Regions from separate parts of the Homo sapiens genome. Here region 2 is linked to region 1. The links are chromatin loops, found by intact Hi-C in ENCODE. Cell type or tissue: HCT116. All regions are shown on one strand. Each heading gives the region's core, and the rest is flanking DNA. Links, peaks and the distances in the headings are about the cores only.

Region 1 (5,390 bases), core at 116-5,115:
AACTCTCTGGGGAAGTTCTTAAAAAATGTAGAAATATAAAAAGTAAATCAAGAATGCTCTGTAAACATTAAAATGGTCTCCTCCTTCTATGGCCCACATTAAATCTCTGGCAGGGCTGGGCATAGTGGCTCACACCTATAATCTCAGCACTTTGGGAGGCCAAGGTGGGCAGATCATTTGAGTTCAGGAGTGCAAGACCAGCCTGGGCAACATAGTGAGACCCTGACTCTACAAAAAAATACAGAAGTTAGCGGGGTATGGTGGTGTGTGCCTGTAGTCCCAGCTGCTCAGGAGGCTGAGGTAGGAAAATAGCTTCAGCCCAGGAGGCAGAGGCTGCAGTGAACCAAGATCGCACCACTGCACTCCAGCCTGGGTGACAAGGCCAGACCTTGCCTCAAAACAAACACAAAATATCTGGCAGCCCAGAAAGAAAAAAACAGCAAATAAATAAACATATTAACGCATAAATGAACAAATAAAACTATGTTGTCATTTATATTCAGCATAACATTTATAATTATTTGGCTTTAAAAACACTTTAGAACCAATTCAACAAACATTTTTTCTGGTACCTATAAAGTATTAGATAAGTAATATTACATCCTTAACTTTGAGAAGCTAACAATCTAGTGTGGAGGTTAACATTTATAAACAAATACATATATTTTAAGGCAAAATGTGATCAACATTTAAGAGCTGCAAAATGCTTGGCATTTAGTTCAAAAAAGGTCAATTTGGTCATAAACTAAATCAAAAGAATTGGCAAAAAACCCACTAATGCACTGCTTTCAAATATTTAAATGATGTTTTTAAAAATGATATGGTGTGTTTAACTGCTTCTGTATTATTATATAAAAGGATAGCTGGTTATAGCACTGATAAACCACAAACCGATTCTGTGGTTTACAAAACATCTTCACTTCAGAATTTAGTCACCTGCAAAGACTGATTTCTTGCTTTGTATTCCTCTTCATCTCAAAGGTTATCCCTATGTAGATATGCTCTGAAATATGTAAGCCTTGAAAACAACAAGCAATGTTTAAATGAAATTTTTAACTTATTTCATGACACATTTATTAATTTAAAAAATGAACACTAATTGAATAGTATGTGTTGGGCAATGCTTTAAGTACTATGATCTTCAAAACATAAAGGAAACTGAGGAAGAGAGATTATGTAATTTAGTCAAGATCCCTTAGTAATTGGTGGAATCTAGACACATTCAGGCAATCTGGCTCTAAAGCCTATGTTCTAAAGCCTACACTATAGGCTTTGTTATAAATATAAAATCAATCTTGTGATGATTCACATTCTAATTGTTTCAATGTATCAGTTTTTAAAAGCAGTTTAGTTATACTTGTCTTGATTCACTTACATCAGCAAAAATAATACTTTTTTTGAATATAAACTCAAGATTTTTTTTTGTTTTTGTTTTTGTTTTTTGAGACAGAGTCTCACTCTGTCACCCAGGTTGGAGTGCAGTGGCGCGATCTCGGCTCACTGCAACCTCCGCCTCCCAGGTTCATGCCATTCTCCTGCCTCAGCCTCCTGAGTAGCTGGGACTACAGGCGCCCGCCACCATGCCTGGCTAATTTTTTATATTTTTAGTAGAGACGAGGTTTCACCGTGTTAGCCAGGATAGTCTCGATCTCCTAACCTCGTGATTCGCCCGCCTCGGCCTCCCAAAGTGCTGGGATCACAGGCGTGAGCCACCGCACCCGGCCATAAACTCAAGATTTTATAGTCTTCATAATAAAACAAAAGATGACACTTAGAACTGAATCACTTGGGCCTTTCTTTCCTTATCTCCTCCCAGTTCAAAATGCTTGCATCTTTTAATAGCCAGCATTCTCTTAGATCTGCAGTTGGCTCAACACACTCAAGCCTTAGCACAATCATCTTTGTAGTTTTATTTCCAGAAAATTGGCTTAGCTTGTCCCCCATAGTCACTCTGCTTCTTGTCGTAACACCGCTTTCCCTGGGCATACAGAGAATCCTTGCCCTTCTTGTACTGTGTCATTTTGTGGGGTTGGTGCTTGCCACACTTCGTACAGAAAGTCCAGTGGGTTTTAGGAATGTTTACCATGTTTGCAGGAGTGCTATCGGCACAGAAAGAAAGTAAAAATAATAATTTTAAAATGGTTTTGTGGTTTTTGCATTTTTTTTCCTGTACAATAACAGTTTCTTGTTTTATACACACATCTGGCTCACTGTAGTATAGCACCTGGTCTCAATTGTCATACTTACTATTTGACCAGGATTTTAAAAATTTCATCTTTTCTTAAAAATAAAAAACAAAACCAATCTCTAACCTTTAATCCCATTCCTACCCCCAGAAGAAAAGAAAAACTATAGAAGTTGGCACAAAGACTAAGCACATTGAGCACTTCAAAAGTGGGCTTTTTTTTTTTTTTTCCTATTTTTAACTGTATCCAGTTAAGAGAGAAAATGTATCACATTTGGCCAGAAAATAACCACTTGTTTTCCCCTGAAATTTTCTTGCCTTCATACTACAGTAGTCCCCCTTATCCAGTTTCTCTTTTCCCAGTTTCAGTTAGCTGCAGTCAACTGTGGTCTGAAAATATTAAATGGAAAATTCCATAAATAAATAATTTGTAAATTTTAAATTGTGGGCCATTTTGAGTATAGTGATGAAATCTCACACCATCTTGCTCCATCCTGCTCGGGACATGACTCATGCTTTTGTCCAGTGTATCCATGCTGTTGACATGATCCACCCATTAGTCGCTTAGTAGTCACCTCAATTATCAGATCGACAGATCACAAGAAGGGTGACTATGATACAATAAGATTATTTTGAGAGAAAGAGAGACCACATTCATACAACTTTTATTACAGTATATTATTATAGTTGTTCTAATTTATTCTTATTGTTGTTAATCTCTTACTGTGTCTTTAACTTATAAATGAAATGTTATCATAGGTATGTACACACAGGAAAAACAGTATATATAGGGTTCAGTACTATCATCAATTTCAGGCATCCACTGGGGGTCTTAGAATGTATCCCCTGTGGATAAGGGGGGACTACTGTATGTGCTTAATAACTAAAAACAAAGAACAATGAACTTCTAACATGAGCAGAATGTGCTCCAACGATCATGGAAAGGCTGCCTTTATAGATAACTTAATTTTAAACTAAATTTAGTTATAGAGAAACCAAAAGAAGGAAGAAGAATGACAGAAAGAAATTAGTTTGTAGTGAGTCTCAGAGGGATTTTAGACTAAAAAATATTTTCTCGCCAAAAAACTGGAATTTTGTTCCACTTAATCCACTCTACCATCCCACTTAACCTCTCCAAAAAAAGGCTTTTTGAAAAATGCCTTGTTACCTTCTTATAAAAGGTCAGGAATCTCACATTTGTGAAACACAAGTAAGACATAGTATCATACAGAAAGGGAAGATAAACAAATACATGACAATACATACTAAGAAAGAAGCAGAATTTTAAAAGCCTCTGGATTAGTTATATATTTAGTCTTTTTGGCTTCTATTTTCTCCTTGCAGTTGAGAATACATAGTGTCTACCATTTCAACTACGAATTCATAGCTACGTTTTCTCCCCATGCCCTGACTTCCTACAGTCTCCAATTTCCCTGTTTCTTTTAGGCTGCTAAGTATTATTGGTAAAAATTGTGCTGAGATGCTTCACTATAAAATTATGTGTCTCAATGTTCCTGGCACTCCTTCCATACTCCCAAATTCTTTCAGTCACCTCTTGATAATTGTCCATCCAATTCCTGAGGATTGTTTTGGATCTTTCTCACTCTTTTGTTGTCTCTTTCTTAGAGGTGTTGCTATTTCTTTTTAAGATTAGCATTTACTCATAATCCCAAATCCTCTTATTCATGCACGCAAGTATAAAAATAGATTTTATACTGTAACATATACCTTTTCATTCCTAAAGCAAAATAAGCAAAATATAGATCCTGATTGGAACTGGATTAGTTTGTGTGTTTGATGAGTCACTTCCTTTTAGGACAAAACGAAGAAAAGCAATAATATTCAAAATCAGCGGCACCAGAAAGAATCTGAGGCACTAACTAGATGAGGACTGATTCTTAAAAACATTGAGTATATCACTGATGCCGCTCTTCTGGTAGTTTGGCCAGCATCTGTTGAAAGAATTATCAACATTCATGATTTTGTAAATACATCTTTTAAATTACATTTTAGGATAGGAGTTTTAAGTTTGTACCTAGCCCAAGGTAAAGTTATATGGAAGATTGAAGACTATTTTGCTTATGCTGTTATATCTTTTCCATATTATATTTAAAGAGTTAAACATGTAGGCATGACTAATAGAAGTATCCAAGGCTAGGTGCCATGGCTCACGCCTGTAATCTCAGCGCTCCAGGAGGCCGAGGCAGGCGGATTACTTGAGGTCAGGAGTTCAAGACCAGCCTGACCAACATGCTGAAACTCCGTCTCTACTAAACATACAAAATTAAGCTGGGTGTGGGGGTGCACACCTGTAATCCCAGCTACTTGGAAGGCTGAGGTGGGAGAATCGCTTGAATCCGGGAGGTGGAAGTTGCAATGAGCTGAGATCGCGCCATTGCACTCCAGCCTGGGCAACAACAGCCAAACACTGTCTCAAATTAAAAAAAAAAATCCAAATATAGGAACCATCCTTCTTAGAACTAAGTTTCCTTTAAAATTAACTTATCAATAATTTCTTAGTAAGATCTATAATGGAATTTTGTCTCATAGCAAAGTTAACAGTACTTATGAATCTAACAATTTTTCAAAAAGTTATGAAAATGCCATTTATATTTATTGTTTGGGAGTATATTGTTTCCTGTACAATAACAGCTTCTTGTTTTATATACTTCACTTTTTGTCAAACCCATTGACTTGGCTGATTTTTTTCTTTGGAGTTCTGAAATAACCACTGCTGTACCATTCTTATGAAATGAAATATCTATTAAGCTATCAATCATTTGGACTAAGTAGGGAAAAAAAGTTTAATTGCTTTTCATTATTTATAGAACTAAAGAGTCTGTAGGAATCTAGTCTTGTAGATAAAGAAAAGTGTGTGAATCTGTGACATTTCTTGTGAAAAAACTCTTTGAAAAACAGTGTATCTACATAAAGTCACCTTATTTCATAACAAAGTATATTAGTTGTTTTAACTTTAGGTGAATGGTGATATAGTGAAAATTACTAGAAGTTTTCTGCTTACTGTAATAAAGTTTGTGCTTACATGCCAAAGTTATGATCCTCTCCTCTCAGCAAGTTTTGCACCTGCATTTTATGCAAGATGTGCTGTGCCCTACTTGTGGCAAGCCTGCACAGACCTGACTGATTTGTCAGACTGATGGCTGCTTACTTTCAGGAAACCACACACTGGTTCTTGATGTCTGTC
Region 2 (5,390 bases), core at 310-5,309, 87 kb after region 1:
CAATGAATTCAGGCTATGACACATCCTGTCTGCTTCAAACAAACAGCAATGCTAGACAAGTTTTATAAGAAGATATGTGGAAGTACCTGGCCAACTCAAAACAAGGCAAACATTTCCATAGACCACAAATAAGACTTGAAAAATTATAGTAGGGAACAGAGATGAAATCAAGAGCCTGCCAGACTCCAGATCCCAATGTGGGCATCAAAGGCAAATAGGATTTTGGAGAAGATGCAGACCTCTGCCGCTGCCCCACCCCCGATACTGAAGAAAGCTCTTTTGTGAAATGTAAAGATCATCTCACATGGACAAAGCACTCAGGTGAGAAAGATGGGGTGGAAGAAGTGAGTATCATTTCTGGTGTTGATAAGTAGGGAATGACTGAGTGCATTTTTGAAGTGAGAAGTAGTTCCCCTCATCACAGACTAATGCCTAGAATAAGATTGTGAGTAAGAAAAGGAGGTATAAGCACAAGACACAGAACACATAAGAAAAAAAGCCTAGTTGTGTTAGTTGTGTGACATTTAGTAGTTTTGTTAGTTAGAAGGATTTGGAGATTGCTATCAGAACCTACTGTGTATCTGTTATCATTTATTTAATATAAATATGAATTATAAATTGCATCTCTCTCTCAAACACACAGATACAGGCAGAAAGTGAAAATGGGTGTCTTCTGAGGGAAGTGACAGAGATGGCAATTTCTAGTGATCTTACATCCGGGGTTTCCAGTTCCTTATGAGGCCTATTACCTAAGGTTGTGGGTTTTGTGCAATAACCCTGGATCCTTATATTAAGTTTCGCTTTTTAACTTAAGCTCTTTTCTACTTATTTGAGCGATTTTTTTGTTCTTTAAACAAAGGGAGCCTTGGCTAAGCCAAGAAATAATGGGCCTGGACCCAAATTTTACGTATGAGGATGTTTGCTGAGGAACTATGTTTAACAGTGAAAAACTGAAAGGAATGTAAATGGCATGATATAGGGAGGGTTCAGTCAGTGATGGAGTGGTCATATGCTGGAATAGCATGCAGCTGTTAAAAGTGTATTATAGCAGGACATGAAAAGTTTGGGCAAATGTACATAACGTTATTTAGGAGGGAGGGGGTCTTATGTTTTTCATTGTCATCTCTTCCTCTGATGTCTTCCTGAGATTCTAACTTCTATTATGTTCTCACTTCTTGCCTTTTCCCTCAGTTTTCTTAAAACACAACTCATATCAACATTTACATAGATGAGAATTCATTGAACATCCAGGGGTGTCACAGCAAGGGGTTTGCATTATGGGATAGCAGGACACAAGGCAAACAATGTAAGACTAGATGCTACACATTCTTGTTCTTGAATGTCTCTTGGGAATTCCCAACACTGAGAACTTCTTCCTGGCTTCTCTCTCTCACTTCTCTGTTTGGCTCTTTCATTGCCCAGAAAGTCTCAAAATCCTTTTACTTGTTAGGCAAAACAATTTAATTTTGCCATTCTTCTGCTTACTATACTATGTCCTGGGGACCATCACTTCACTTCACAATGAAATAATTTACCAAGGAACAAAAGATAGCAAGATAGTGCTCTTCTCTAAGAAAACTGCTACTTCTATCTTTTAAATAACATCTCTTTGTTCTCTCTACTATATCTAACTCCTCCCCTGCCCCTTAACACTGATAAAATGTGTAATGTATAACAAAAATATTAAACAATGTTTATCTCTGAGTAGTGAATATTATTTTTCTTTTTTATTATTTTCTATTTTTAAATTTTCTAGAGTGTACATGTAGCTTTTAAAAATCAGAAAAATGTTATAAAAATTGTAATTCTGGTAGTACATTAATCAGGGTAGGCTAACTGCTGAATAAAAGCTTCAAAATTTTTAGCAGCTTAATAACTAACATACAGTATTCTTTTTTGCTCACACAATATTTCTACTAGGATATTCCTAGCTTCCTCCACGTGGTGACTCAGGAGCCCAGACTTTTTCTATCTAATGGCTCTGCTATTTACTAGGGTCTTGGATTCCTCTATTGGGTCTTCTGAATCTAGCTAGCAAACAAAGGAAGAAATAAATGGTACAAGATTGGCAGAAGTTATTTTTAGAAGCCACGCCTTAAAGTGGCATATTTTACTTTTGTTTATTTATGACTGGAAGATGAACTCTAGTTGTGTGGTCAGGAGGAAGAAAAAAATGAGGCTTAGTGAACAGATACACAGATCATATGTTGGAGGGGAAATATCATGGGCTTTGGATACAACAGGCCTGGATTTAAATCTCAGCTCCTCTAGTAATATAATAGACAACATGTTAGAATTCAAATAATCAACATTGAACAAACACTAATTGGGAATCTATTAGTTCTTGGCATTGTCTTATGTGCAGATAATATAGAGACAAAAAAAAATTCTCTCCATGGGAGAAGAGCAACAGTCTAGTAGGGAAGTGCACAGTTCTCTCCTCTCTGAGTGGAAGGACATTGCAATGTGGTGAGGAAAGTGCAGCCATAGATGTCTGTGTCAAGATACCCTGGGAGCGCAGATATGCCTGTGATTAATCCAATGAGAGATGGAAAGAAGGACCCTGAAGAACTTCTATGAGGGGGTTTCTTATTTACTTGGACTTTAAGGACAAATAGCCACCCTTCAGGAAAGTAGTGTTTGAGGGAGGACATTTCCTTTGAAATAAAATCATGGACAAGTCCCGAGAGGTGAAAAGATCATGCTCAGGAAACTCTGAATAAAAGAGAAATCACAGGAAAAGCCATAAACATGAGTCAGCCAGGTCTCAAACAATAAATATTCCAAAACATTCACCTTTGAGCAGATGAGTCATTTTTCCTCCAGGATCATGGGGATAATATGCATTCAGGGAAGGAGGAAACACAGCCACAAATGAGGTCAAGGATGACAGAGAAGAAAACATGTGGCCTTCTTGGATAAGTTACTACAGCCTTCTCTCATAAATTAATAATGTTGGGGCCTTGCCAAGAAATGTCATCATTGGTTTTTAAGTAATAAATGACTTAGGATTTCTCTGGTATATGAAATGTAAATGGGACTATCCATACAGGCAAGAAAGAGGTTGGGGTGAATTTGCAAGGTAAGCAGTGCAGGTGGGTGTACCTAAAAGCCTCACGAACTCTTTTTCATGTGAGTAATAGAAATATCCTGTTAATAAATGCCAACTTCAAATGGTGCACATATAAAACAAGTGTGTATGCATATATAGGTATATATATTTAAAATTCAGGTCAAGTTGAATTTCCATGGACTATATTCCATATGTGGTAATTCCATACTTAACTTTTTAAGAAGCCACCATACTCGCTCGATACGTGTAATTAAGCAACATGTTAGGCTGGGCACGGTGGCTCATGCCTGTAATCCCAGCAATTTGGGAGACTGAGGCATGTGGATTGCTTGAGCCCAGGAGTTTGAGACCATCCTGGGCAACATGGTGAAACCCTGTCTCTACAAAAATTACAAAAATTAGCCGGGCATGATGGCACTTGCCTGTAGTCCCAGCTAGTTGGGAGACTGAGGTGGGGGGATCGCTTGAGCCCAGGAGGTGGAGGTTGCAGTGAGCTGAATGCTGCCTGATTTTCATCCTCAAAAGAGGACTCTTGTTTGACATAGGCTGAGTCCCAAGGCAAGTTGAAGTTAGTACCTTTGTTAGTAGGTTAGTGATATATAGCTACCACTAGAAAAGGTTTTTCTGATCTTATTTTGATGTAGGCCTTACCACAATGTGTCTTTCTAGACAAATCCATGCATACATCATAATTATAAACCACATTTTTTGGCTTATATGGTGATTATGGAAAACAATAACAGCTCCTGCTTCATTTGCTTTTTCCTTAGCTATGCATCTTGTTGTTTTATTAACCACCTACCAACTCCTTAATTCCCTAAACATTTACAACCTGAATATTTTGCTGAGGTACATCTCCTTTTTTAATAGTAAGACTTGTTGCTAAATGCCATTAGGAAACTTAGTAAATATTGGTCCTCTGAGTGTGGGAACTTATGTAATTACTTATGATGACTTAAAAAAGGACTCTCTCTTGCTTGGTGGCATTACTTTTATAAAACATCATTGCACACTTTGTTGAAAGTCCAGCTACATATGTTCAGCCAAATGTTCTCCTTCAGGTTTATATAATTATCAGTTTCGAGCATCTTTCCACATGGTGAAGTCTCTGGAAATAGGAATACCAGATGAAACCTACCTAAGGAATTTATCTTGGTAAACTCTATTAAAAATTTTTAAGCAGGTTATTTTTTTCATCCTTTACTTTAGACAAAGCCAAAGCAGAGAGTTTGATGAAAGATAAATTGTAAAAATTTATCTTTTTACAATTAGAAGGTTATTAGAAAATACACATTTTTAAACCACTGTGGAAAATGCCATAACGGCATCTTCTGGGAAAAAGACAAATGGAAAATCCATGAAAAATTGATTATTAATAGAGTGTCAAAATTCCCCATTAGAAATGGACACTCTGTCGTCATTTTTTACAATATATTCCTAATCTTTTCACCCGAGAAATAAATGGTATCCAAGTTCTAGTTTCCATGTGTAATTGGAATTGGGCTGGTTGTGCTTCCTTGTGGTAAAGGAAACCTTTTCTGTGGCATCTTAGTTATATCCAGGTATATTGGTCGCTATGCATGTATGAGCTAATGCATAGTTAGAAGCAAGTCCATAGGCCAAATTAGCATTTGTTAAGTAGGTGCTCAATAGATACAAATAATTTCAAAATATTTCTTGAGAAATAATACAGTTTTCAAAGTTTTCTTCTGAAATAGTCCATTAATTGCATTAATGGGCAATATTCTGAAAATTAGATGGTTTCAGAAAAACCTTAAAAAAATGCAGGTCTGTTTCCCACAATGTGTAAGAGGTTGAGCACGGCAGACAGACTGGGAGTTGGCTTCCCAATCCTTAAGCCAATGCCTTTTTTTTTTTCTCCTTGTACATGCTCTTTGCCTTTTAGCGTCACTAATAATGAAGAAAAAATTGGGTGTTTTATTTTCCTGAAAGACTCATATTTTTTTTTCTGAATACATCTTACTCCATGCCTGCTGCGATAACAAAATACCTTAGATAAGGTAATTTTTAAACAACAGAATTTATTGCTCACAGTTCTGGAGGCTGGGAAATCCACGAACAAGGTACTGGCAGGTTTGGTGTCTAGTGAGAGCTCATTCTCTGTTTCATTAGTGGCACTTTATTGCTGTGTCCTCTCATGGCAGAAGGGCAAGGCAGCTCCCTTCAACCTCTTTCATAAAAGCACTAATTCTATTCATGAGGGCAAAGCCCTCATGACTTAATCACCTCCTAAAGACTGTACCTCCTAATCACCTCCTACAGGCTGTATTATCACACTGGGGGTTAATTTCCAACA

The links. Hi-C counts contacts between places; a loop is a spot of excess contacts. Peaks named below come from ENCODE experiments on the same cell type or tissue, not always from the same donor. Only the 100,000 strongest peaks of a DNase experiment are listed, where the experiment ranks them.
Region 2: it touches region 1 in a loop (3-fold over the local background); 9 of 110 quality-filtered maps call a loop at or near these places.

What each region holds. Positions count from the first base shown.
Region 1 is chr4:112,167,912-112,173,301 of GRCh38, reverse strand. All of the region lies in intron 1 of FAM241A (family with sequence similarity 241 member A), which reads right to left. It also overlaps the pseudogene RPL36AP19. Among named protein-coding and RNA genes, the nearest start is that of FAM241A, 25 kb to the right of the region's middle. In HCT116, for the core only: no CTCF peak of the experiment used is centred there; DNase peaks (open chromatin) are centred at 1,893, 2,721, 4,060, 4,351 and 1 weaker place; H3K4me3 peaks cover 4,006 bases; H3K27ac peaks cover 5,000 bases.
Region 2 is chr4:112,080,842-112,086,231 of GRCh38, reverse strand. The region is part of intron 1 of LINC02945 (long intergenic non-protein coding RNA 2945); the gene reads left to right. Among named protein-coding and RNA genes, the nearest start is that of LINC02945, 29 kb to the left of the region's middle. RefSeq lists enhancers at 2,665-2,959, 2,359-3,558. In HCT116, for the core only: no CTCF peak of the experiment used is centred there; a DNase peak (open chromatin) is centred at 2,841; H3K4me3 peaks cover 943 bases; H3K27ac peaks cover 2,848 bases.